Regions from separate parts of the Homo sapiens genome. Here region 1 is linked to region 2. The links are chromatin contacts, found by Hi-C or POLR2A ChIA-PET in ENCODE. All regions are on one chromosome and are shown on one strand. The core of a region is the stretch at or near the end of the contact, and the rest is flanking DNA. Distances in the headings are between cores, read along the strand shown. Region 1 overlaps SNX25 (sorting nexin 25). Region 2 has its middle 17 kb from the start of MYL12BP2.

Evidence for each region. A loop is a pair of places that touch in the nucleus more often than their neighbours do. ChIA-PET counts read pairs that join two places held with the same protein, here RNA polymerase II (POLR2A). Pooled maps may share reads with other maps.
Region 1: a map with no recorded cell type shows a loop between it and region 2 (13-fold over the local background). The contact joins two enhancer-like sites. A Hi-C loop is called at or near these places in 4 of 37 single-sample maps with no recorded cell type and 4 of 50 pooled maps. POLR2A ChIA-PET finds 5 or more read pairs at or near these places in 1 of 52 experiments (WTC11).

Annotation. Positions count from the first base shown.
Region 1 is chr4:185,302,584-185,307,637 of GRCh38, forward strand. The region is part of intron 6 of SNX25 (sorting nexin 25); the gene reads left to right. Among named protein-coding and RNA genes, the nearest start is that of LRP2BP, 91 kb to the right of the region's middle. RefSeq lists enhancers at 1-45, 1,230-1,329, 2,218-2,407, 3,443-3,502, 3,588-4,088 and a silencer at 3,612-3,906. Within about 2 kb of position 3,513, at least 11 of the 41 ENCODE cell types and tissues checked have a DNase peak (open chromatin) inside an H3K27ac peak, as active enhancers do.
Region 2 is chr4:184,328,989-184,334,386 of GRCh38, forward strand. No RefSeq gene overlaps it. Among named protein-coding and RNA genes, the nearest start is that of MYL12BP2, 17 kb to the left of the region's middle. Within about 2 kb of position 2,648, at least 20 of the 41 ENCODE cell types and tissues checked have a DNase peak (open chromatin) inside an H3K27ac peak, as active enhancers do.

The DNA.
Region 1 (5,054 bases), core at 2,263-4,762, 970 kb after region 2:
CCTTGCAGTGCCCTTATAAAAGAGGCCTCAGAGACTGCCTTGCACCTTCTGCCATGTGAGGATGTGGTGCGGAGACGCCGACTCTGCCAGCACCTTGCTTGTGGACTTCCAGCCTCCAGAGCTGTGCGGAGTAAATGTCTGTTGTTCGAAAGCCATGCAGTCTGTGGTGTTCTGTTAGAGCCAACCACCTCTCAGGCTGTTTCCCTGCCATTGCCCCAAGGGCTCTTGCGAGGGTTCCTCCCTGCCCAGTCCTTGAACCTCCAGCACTACCTCCAGTGCCTGCTGTCCCTTCCCCACTGTCACCACCTGGCCCCCACTCATTCCCTGCCTGAAGGTCTGTGGGCTCGGGCACTTCCATTGCACTCACTATAGTCTCATGAGTTTATAACCAACTCTACTCACCCTCTCTCCCCAAGAAGAACTTTAGTCCTCGTAGACTCTAACACCTGCATTTTATAACAAATAAAGCTCATGTCCAGAGATGTTAAACAACTGACCTGGTTTGAATAGAGCTAGTTAGTCACACACAAATCCGAAACTTGAGCCCAAGTCTCCTGAGTTTCGTCCTGGGCTCCTGCTCACAACAAGCATTGTATGGGTCAGATCTGAGTTCCGGGTGTATATCTCAAATCTGCTCAGCTCACAGTGCTGATTTGGGAACGGGGTTCTGCTTGTAATTTTATATGTGGATTTAATTGCTATATTATTCCTTTAAAAACATATTGCAAGCCTGTTGGAGGGCCTTAAACCAAGGGGAGTGCTAGGAGTTCCAGCACCAAGACATTAAACGAAGGTGCAGGGCGTGGTGGCTCACGCCTGTAATCCCAGCACTTTGGGAGGCCGAGGTGGGTGGATCACGAGGTCAGGAGATCGAGACCATCCTGGCTTACGCAGTGAAACCCCGTCTCTACTAAAAATACAAAAAATTAGCCGGGCGTGGTGGTGGGCACCTGTAGTCCCAGCTACTTGGAAGGCTGAGGCAGGAGAATGGCATGAACCTGGGAGGCGGAGCTTGCAGTAATCTGAGATTGCACCACTGCACTTCAGCCTGGGCGACAGAGCGAGACTCTGTCTCAAAAAAAAAAAAAAAAAAAAAAAGCAAGGCAGGGCACACAGTGGGCACACCCTGGCCGGGCTGCACAAAGTCCATGTGTCTCTGTACTCTTCTCCATCATAAAGTGAGTGATTCCGCCATCAACTCCTGTACGATTTCTGCTATTCCTCAAATATACTCTCCACTGAAGTGGAGTGACACGTTAGACTATGAAATCTCAGGTGTTTAGAGTGGTAAGAGAAGCCCATTTGTTCTTTTCAAAAAAGGACATACCAGCCTCAGGTTGAAAAGTAAGGCAAATATTTTTTTGAGTTCCTTAGCAACTGTTGAGGTGATTTCTAGATAATTTTGAAGAAGTCTGTGATGATTGGTAACTACTGAGAATTGCTGCCAGCTTTGTGTTAAGAGGTCAAGTACCATTTCTCACTTCAAATCTTGACTAGTCCCTAAGTAAATATATACCTGTTTCTTGAACCCTTCCATCAAGAGGATTTAGTAAAACTTCTGTTTACTTATTTATATTTTAGAGACATGTTCTCACTCTGTCACCCAGGCTGGAACATAGAGACGTGATCATAGCTCACTGTAACCTCAAACTCCTGGCTTTAGTGATCACGGCTCACTGCAGCCTCGACCTGCTGGGCTCAAGTGATCCTTCTGCCTCAGCCTCCTGAGTAGCTAGGACTACAGGTGCATGCCACCACGCCTGGCTAATTTTTAAACTTATTTTGTTTTTTTGAGATGGAGTTTTGCTCTTGTTGCCCAGACTGGAGTGAAATGGCGCATCTCGGCTCACCTCAACCTCCACCTCCTGGGTTCAAGCAATTCCCCTGGCTCAGCCTCTCGAGTAGCTGGGATTACAGGCATGCGCCACCATGCCCGGCTAATTTAGTGTTTTTAGTAGAGAAGGGGTTTCTCCATGTTGATCAGACTGGTCTCCAACTCCCAGCCTCATGTGATCTGCCTGCCCCAGCCTCCCAAAGTGCTGGAATTACAGGCGTGAGCCACCACACCGGGCCTAAATTTTTTTTTATAGAGACAGAGTCTTGCTGTGTTGCCCAAGCTGGTTTTAAACTCCTGGCCTCAAGCCATCCTCCCACTTCAGCCCTGCACAGTGCTGGTATTACAGGCATGAGCCACCACATCCAGCCTAAAACTTTTATTTGAATATACAAGAAAGATTCAACAGCTGGTTAGTCTGTCAGTGCACATACAGTTGATTGGAGAACCAGCATTTTCTAGGGAGGAAGTCTCTATTCCATATGTCGATTGCCTGCATTTCACGAGAAGACCTGAGCATCCTGGGCAGAGGAGAGAAGAGAGCCCATGTTGAGGAGTGAGGGAAGGGGAAGGAGGGTGCGGCCTTGTCCTCTGTTTGCTCTAACCTTCTTGTTAGAGGAGCAGGTTGTACCTCTGTATCAGCACTGCTAAGTGGGGCCAGGTGGAGGGTAGGAGGTGGCAGTTTTGCTCCCCAGGGGACATGTGACAATAGTCTGGAGACATTTTTGGTTGTCGTCTTTGGGGGAAGGGATGCTACTGGCATCTAGTGGTAGAGGCTAGGCATGCTGCTAAACATCCTGCAGTACACAGGACAGCCCCCCACAGCTGAGAACTACCCTGTCCAAAATGTCAGTAGTGCTGAGGTTGAGAAACCCTGCCCTGTATTATCCATTAAATCCCTCAGTGAGTCTGCTGAGGATGCTGCCATTATGATATGCCCTGGAACATGATAGCATGTTATGAGGGAAGGAAAATATTCTACTGTTGGTGTTTTTCTTTTTTTATACCTGAAAAGCACAGTGGTGCCATTTTAATCCAGTTGTACTATTTCTGGAGTCATGAGTTTGCACTTTAAGTTACTTTGCTCTCTGCTGCCTCATTAGAAATAGCATCTAACAGTTGTCGTTAGATGTTGCTGTTTTTGTTTTACTGCAAGCCACTTCACTTGCTTAAGGAAGAATTATATCATGGGCAGGGGATTTATAGCGAAAAGCATTTCTGTGATGTTATTCGTAAGTCTGTTGTAATGTCTTTGTAGCCAAAAGGGTTTACCTAATGTCTAATATAAATGTCTTTTTCACCAAATGAACCCAAATTCACCCATTTCCTTTTGCTCTGATCTCAGTAGAACCTAGACTATCTAGACGGAAAAACAGTAAATATTTGAACTAATTGCTTTGGAATATTATAGGTTAGTGCGAAAGTAATCACTTTTTTTGCCATTAAAAGTAATGGCGAAACCCGTGATTACTTTTGCACTAACCTAACATCATGTGTGTGTTCATCTTGGCACCAGTTTAAAGACACACTGCCATCCGGTGTTTCACTGGCCACTTCTTTTTAAAGCTAGATTAAATGTTGTGTGATTAACCCAGTTTCTAACAATGCACAGTGTTACTACTTAACACTCTATAGAGAAACAGCCACATAACTCTGGCATGAGCTGGGTCACGGGGTGTTGTCACACACCCACTCGCCTATACTTTTCTTGATGTGAATATTTCTTGGATGAATGGGTTTTAAGGCCACAAAGAAATGTATTCATCTGCATCACTGGATTTACAAGGATTTTTGCATGCCAGCAGCATGGGATGCATGAGCTCCACGTTAGTCATTTAGCTCTGAATGTGGCATTCGCTTTCTGAGGCAAAAATAAACAGAACCATCTAAGCAACAAGCTGCTGTTGCATTTGTTAGCAACAAGCTTTGTGATCAGACAATGGCATTGTATGGCCCATTATCAAACAGAACGCATTCACGTGAGCAAGCCACATTTAAGCGGAGCACCAAAACATTCTTCCCAGCCTTGCAGCTGGGTTTTAGGGAAGGGTTATTCTCTTTCTTACTTCTCTTTGGAATTTTCTTCTAGGTTTTGTCCTTTTAGAAAGGCGTTTTAAGCTCTCTTTGGGTAAAAAGAATGTAATGGTTGGTAAATGGGTGTCAGTTTTCTCCTATATTTCTCTCTCTTTATTAACATGTTTTAACCCCAAATTAAAATTGAGGTCTAGGTTTGTTTTATAAATAAGAGGCAACTTTAGTCCCAGAATTTTTAGATTAACTTAAACATTATACACAAACTATGAAGTTTAAGGATATATATTTTAAAAGTAAAAGTTTTCTTGAAAAATTAGGTCTTCCAAGCTTGCATTTCCTTAGGTACACTCACAAAACATCTTAGTTTGCAATAGACTAATTTTGGGGCAAACTACATTTACCTTCATCCTCCCACAAAGGAGTCTCTGAAATACTATTTTTTTCCTGTTGAGATAAATGCTAAATTAGTGAGTTCTTTAGGCAGGTCCTGACTGTTGGCCAAGTATAACACAAGTTCAGAAACCATTATTGAAGTAAATGAAAATGGGATGAAAAGATGTCTGATAATACCTGACAGATCATCTTGAACAAGTCCATGTATTGACCTGAGGCCTGCCTGTGGCCCTTTGTGTTAAGTACCGGAAAAGCTGCTTCTGATAAAAACGTATTATGGTGCTGTGTCTAAGTTTTTTCAGCTAATTTTGCAGCCTCCCTGAGTGCTATGTTATACATTTGACTAATTGGGACCTGAGATGGGTAATGACCATCCTAGGGAACCGGATGGAGGTCTCCAGCTGGGAGGATGTGCAAACCATTACTTAGACTGCACTCGTGGGAACCAAGAGACAAAACACAAATGCTCTTTTATCATTGGTAGTTTCATATCTAAGCGAGGTATGTGCTGACTCACCTCCAGAGAGTGTGCTCTCACCTGTCCAGATATGTAGTTCCCATGCCTAGGGAGGAGCATTCTGTTTCTCTAGCGGTCCTCTGGGCCCTGAGCATTCCTGGCAGTCCTGCTGAGCTCTCTTTGCATGAGAGATTCCACACTTGCCCCTTTACCTCAGGCCTCTGATCACTCAGTCTTTTACCCCCTCACTCCACACAGACGACTTTGCTCTCTACTTGGACAAAACTGAATCCATATAAAGGGAACTACTCTGGCATCCAGCTATGTCTGCAAACT
Region 2 (5,398 bases), core at 1,398-3,897:
TGATTGAACTGTCCTGTAAGGCGTGGGATATTATCTGCATTTTACAAAAGACAGCTCTAGGCTCAGAATGGTTAAGTAATGACAGGGTTCAGGACATGCTACCCCAAACTGTGGTACCTTGACACACTGAATATCTTAAGCTGAAGGAATCTGAGAGATGGCACGTGCAAGAAGCTCCCTCTCACCTTTCCCCTCACCTTGCCTGCTGAATCAGGTCGTAAAACCTAAGAAGGATTTTCTGACCTTCTCCTGAAGCAGGTCATCGTAAGACCCTCCTGTGAGCGGTGCCCTCCCTAGACCCGGAGAAAGGGAACATCCTTATTTCTGAAGACAAAGAAGAAGCTGAACAAACAGGCCTTGCTCAGTTTCCCCCAGTTTATTCCCATCAGACCACACTCTTTCCCCAATCACGTTTCCGCACACCTGGCCACTTCTCGTCAAACCTGTTGTACAAAAGAAGCCAGGCTGAACTGTTTCTCTGGGTCATTTCCTTATGAAGGTTCCCGTGTCAAGTAAAACTTAGATTAACTAAATGTGTATACTTTTCTCTTCTTAATCTGTCTTTTCTTATATGGGCCTCAGCCCTGAACCTGAGATGGGCAAGGAAGATACATTTCCTCCCGTACCGTGACAAAATAAGTGTCTTCTCGTTCAGAGTTTCCGATTCCAAATCCAGGAGTCTTTCCACTACATCAAACCTAATGGTAAATATTCAAGCATGTACAAAAGAAAGATCCCTGTAGTTGAGTGCATCCAGAGAAGCGCCTTGGCTCTCCCAGTAGTACTGCTCTGACCTGAGGAAGAATAAGGCCTTTATAAGCACAACTTGGCTGCATTCCACTGGCATAAATCCCAATCAGACAGTCAACCCCCTTCCGCATCCCCATCCTCTGGCCTTTTGAGAAAAGGGATCTGCCCTCCTAAGGGAATGTTCATTTTGCCACTAACAGGGAGCTCTCTGAAAAACGCTGTTTGCTGTCCAGTCACACCTCTGTGGAATCTTTTAACACATGGCGATTCTGTGGCAGGATACCTGTGTTGGTTTTGTTTTCACAGAGTGGTCACAAAGCTGAGTTCAAGGTGAGAAGTGAAAACAATTAAATGAATGGTAGCTTTTTCCACATGACTTTTCACTGCAGTGACCCAGCCCGGTCAGCCCCCGCGCCCGCTCGGTGGCGTGCACTTCCCATGACACACACACTCGTGGTATCCATGAGTGCGTGTCAGGAAAGCAGAAGTGTCACATGGACAAGCGAGTGTCAACAAGAGATGTGCCTCCTCTACACATCATGTGGTTAATGTCCAAACTCACTCATCCCACAGTCACGTTTGACTCTCAGTTGATCACTCTTTGTTCATGTTGAGATTCAACAGGAAATATTGTTTTTACAGGGTCTGGAATTTTAATGAGTCTAAGGATTCCTGATGGTTGTATTGACTTTATTTGTGGGGTTCTCAAAAGGAATCTCACAGTGTAGTCAACAGCAAGGAGTAAGCATTTTCTTACTTACAAAACCAAAGTTATATGTGTGGTACAAAGATGAGAGACTGGGGCCAGGCGAGGTGGCTCACGCCCATAATCCCAACACTTTGGGAGGCTGAGGCAGGCAGATCACCTGAAGTCAGGAGTTTGAGGCCAGCTTGACCAACATGGTGAAACCTCATCTCTACAAAAAATGCAAAAATTAGCTGGGTGTGGTGGTGCACACCTGTAATCCCTGCTACTCAGGAGGCTGAGGCAGGAGAATCACTTGAACCCAGGAGGTGGAGGCTGCAGTGAGCCAAGATCACACCACTGCACTCTAGCCTGGGTGACAAAGCAAAACTCTGTCTCAAAAAAAAAAAAAAAAAAAAGTGAGACTGGGAGCAGAAAGCAAGCAGTACTCACGCCACACTGCTGGGCAGTGGTGCTTAAAGAAAGCGAAAGAACAAACAAATGAAATACCAGCCTCAATGCAAAAATAAGCTGGAATGGAGGAGGTTTTCCATGCTTTTTGAAAGAGGCTGGGTAGAAATTGTAGTCTTGGGGGTTTTGTTGACAGCAAGAATTTCAGCTTTGCCTTAAGTGTTACTCAGAAGGTGAAATGGATTCAGCCAAACGTTACCATATAAACACAAACAGGCACATTTTGAAAACAGTTCCTGGAGTTCCAGGGAGCTCCCCTTTAATTCATCCCTAGCTCAATGCCGTATAGTTAGTGTTCAACGTCCTTCTAAGAAAAGAACTGAGGCGGTTTATTATTAGTGGTGAAGAACCAATACACAGAAATACAAAGGGTCATAGAAAGACAGTAAGCAACATTTCTGCTACAACAAGAGTCCGTAACCATGCTTTACTCCAGCCTCGGGGCTTCTGAAACCTCCCTAAGCTAAGAAACACAAACACATGTATGTGGGCCCATAATAGATGTAGGTGAGGGCTATAGGTCTCCTCAGCTTCATACCAGGTGGTATGTTACAATGAAAGCAAGTCTCAGACGGAATTCGGCCATAAAATAAACATTTAGAAGCCAGCAGGCTCAAAAACGTGGTACAACCAGTTCTGTAAACTCAACCAAGTACTGGTGCTTTGTTCTGCTGGCACACTGACAGGTGCCTTACATAACAGATTCACTTAAGGCAGATGTGACAGTACTCGAACAGCATGATTTAGCTTCATGTCTAGTCAGGGTCAGGTGCAGGAACCTTTCTATGAGCTGTGGATACAAGTCCTGATTCAAATCCCAAACCAGAGACAGCATTTGGAAGGGCATACATTATCCACTAGGCTTTCTAGGTCATAATACCCTGTTTATGCAAGGAGATGCAATCTGATACAGTGCTTCCAGTCAGCCCATAATATTTTGAACAACTCTTACTTCACCAATGAAAATGACTCCTAAAATCCATTATGCCAGATAGCAAAGCTGTTGGTGTTCATTGAGGATAGAGGAAGTTCTTATAGCTGACTCTCTAGAGCAGGAGCTGCTTCTTCTTTTTTTTTTTTTTTTTTTGAGACCGAGTCCAGCTCTGTCGCCCAGGCTGGAGTGCAGTGATATGATCTCGGCTCACTGCAACCTCCACCTCCCAGGTTCAAGCGATTCTCCTGCCTCAGTCTCCCGAGTAGCTGGGAATACAGGCGTGTGCCACCACACCAAGCTAATTCTTTGTATTTTTAGTAGAGATGGGTTTTCACCATGTTAGCCAGGATGGTCTCGATCTCCTGACCTCCTGATCTGCCTGCCTCGGCCTCCCAAAGGAGGAGCCTCTTAATAGTCTTTCAAATTCCAACAGACCACCCCTGGAGTGTGTATATTCATTCCTGAATAGGGCTCTTCAATATTAACTCGCTGCTCCTGGTTGTCAATTAAAAACCCAGAGATAAATACCACTACCTATGCCAACATTTTTAACCATGAATTGGAACAGTGTAATATTTTTGCTGGGATCTTTGATTGTCTCTTGCCAGAGCCCAGACTGGGGATCCAGGCATACACCTGGGCTCAAGACTTAGGAAAGCCCTCTCTCTTTCCTGGCCTTACAGTCTGGAGTCTTGGTCAGAATCTGCCCATCTTCAAACAGTTATGGCTTTCTCTTCTTACCTGTGCCTTCCATCAACCTTGTGAAGTAGGTGACGGTTACCAGGGTTAGAGTTCAGTTATTTCAAGAGCTTATCAGAGGAATTAAGCAGCAATTTTTTTATTTTTTTGCTTCAAGCTATCAGTTCCAAGGTCAACATGATATCTTGATACTCTTAAATGCTCTGATATTTTTTGATTTGCTGTGAAAGGCACACAATATTAACTCTATTAATGCCAGACAAAATACCGTCATAAATACTACATAGGAAGGGCCCTTGACAAAGACAGTCTCAGTGACCAAACTTTAGAAGGCCCCTCTCAGCCCTCTTTTTAACAGGACTCATCCCTGGACCCAGGCTTCAGCCTGCCTAGTCCAGTTTTAGCAGGGATCCTGCTAAGCCAATTTAGTGAGAGTCCCTCAACCTTGACCTCTGACCACACTGGTCTGCCTTCAGCAAGAATCCTGTTAAAGTCAGTTTAGCAAGAATTCCCCTCCCCTTGATATTTTTCTTGGTAATTACTTCTCTTAATAATTTTCTACCCATCAACCTCCCCAGCCCCCATCTGATACTGACATGGCCTAAAAAACTTGAATATCATACTGCTGGACTGAGTGAGGGTTTTCGAAACTCTAGTTGAGTTCATGAAACTGCTAACCCATGATCAAGCAAAACAAGAATTAATTACATAGGACTGAATCAACTAAAGAAGGAGTATAATTTTTATGGCTTTTTGTTTGGAACATTGCTTGTTCTTAATGTTCTATTTTCTGGACATAAGGAACCCCTTTTCTTTTTCTCTTAAGTTAGCTATAATATGTAACAATTTAGTAGATACATTTCTATAACAAAAATGGAACATTTATCTTTTTTCCTAATCCTTCCATAATTCAGAAACTATTACTGAGTATTTTTATGTTCATGGTTGTATTAGTCTGTTCACACTTTGCCATAAAGAAATACCTGAGACTGGGTAATTTATAAAGAAAAGAGGTTTAATTGGCTCACGGCTCTGCAGGCTGCACAGGAAGCGTGGCAGCTTCTGCTTCTCCGGAGACCTCAGGAAACTTCCGGTCATGTGGAAGGCAAAAGGAGAGTGAGGCGCATCACATACTCAGAGCAGAAGGAAGAAAGAGAGAGTGGGAAGGTGCTACACACTTTCTTTTTTTTTTTTTGAGACGGAGTTTCACTCTTGTTACCCAGGCTGGAATGCAGTGGCACGATCTCGGCTCACGGCAACCTCGGCCTCCCGGGTTCAAGCGATTCTCCGGCCTCAGCCTCCCGAGTAACTGGGACTACAGGCGCCCGCCACCACACCCAGCTAACTTTGTATTTTTAGTGGAGATGGGGTTTCTCCATGTTGGTCAGGCTAGTCTCGAACTCCCGACCTCAGGTGATCTGCCCACCTTGGCCTCCCAAAATGCTGGGATTACAGGTGTGAGCCACCATGTCCAGCTGCTACACACTTTTAAACAACCATATCTCACGATAACTCACTGACCAGCACAAGAGCAGCACCAAGGGGACAGTGCTAAAACATTCATGAGAAAATGTCCCCATGATCCAATCACCTCCCCCTAGGCCTCACCTCTAACACTGGGAGATTACAATTGAACATCAGATTTGAGTGGGGACACAGATCCAAACCGTATCAATGGTGATATACTATTTTATATGGGTTCGATAAGAATCTGTCCTTTTTGTAACAGAACATAATTTTAAAAATTGATTAGATAATCAAGGCTTTGACCAAAATGTTTTATTTGAGAATAAGACATGGGGGTCCATTCCAAGATGGCCGAATAGGAACAGCTCCGGTCTGCAGCTCCCAGCCTGATC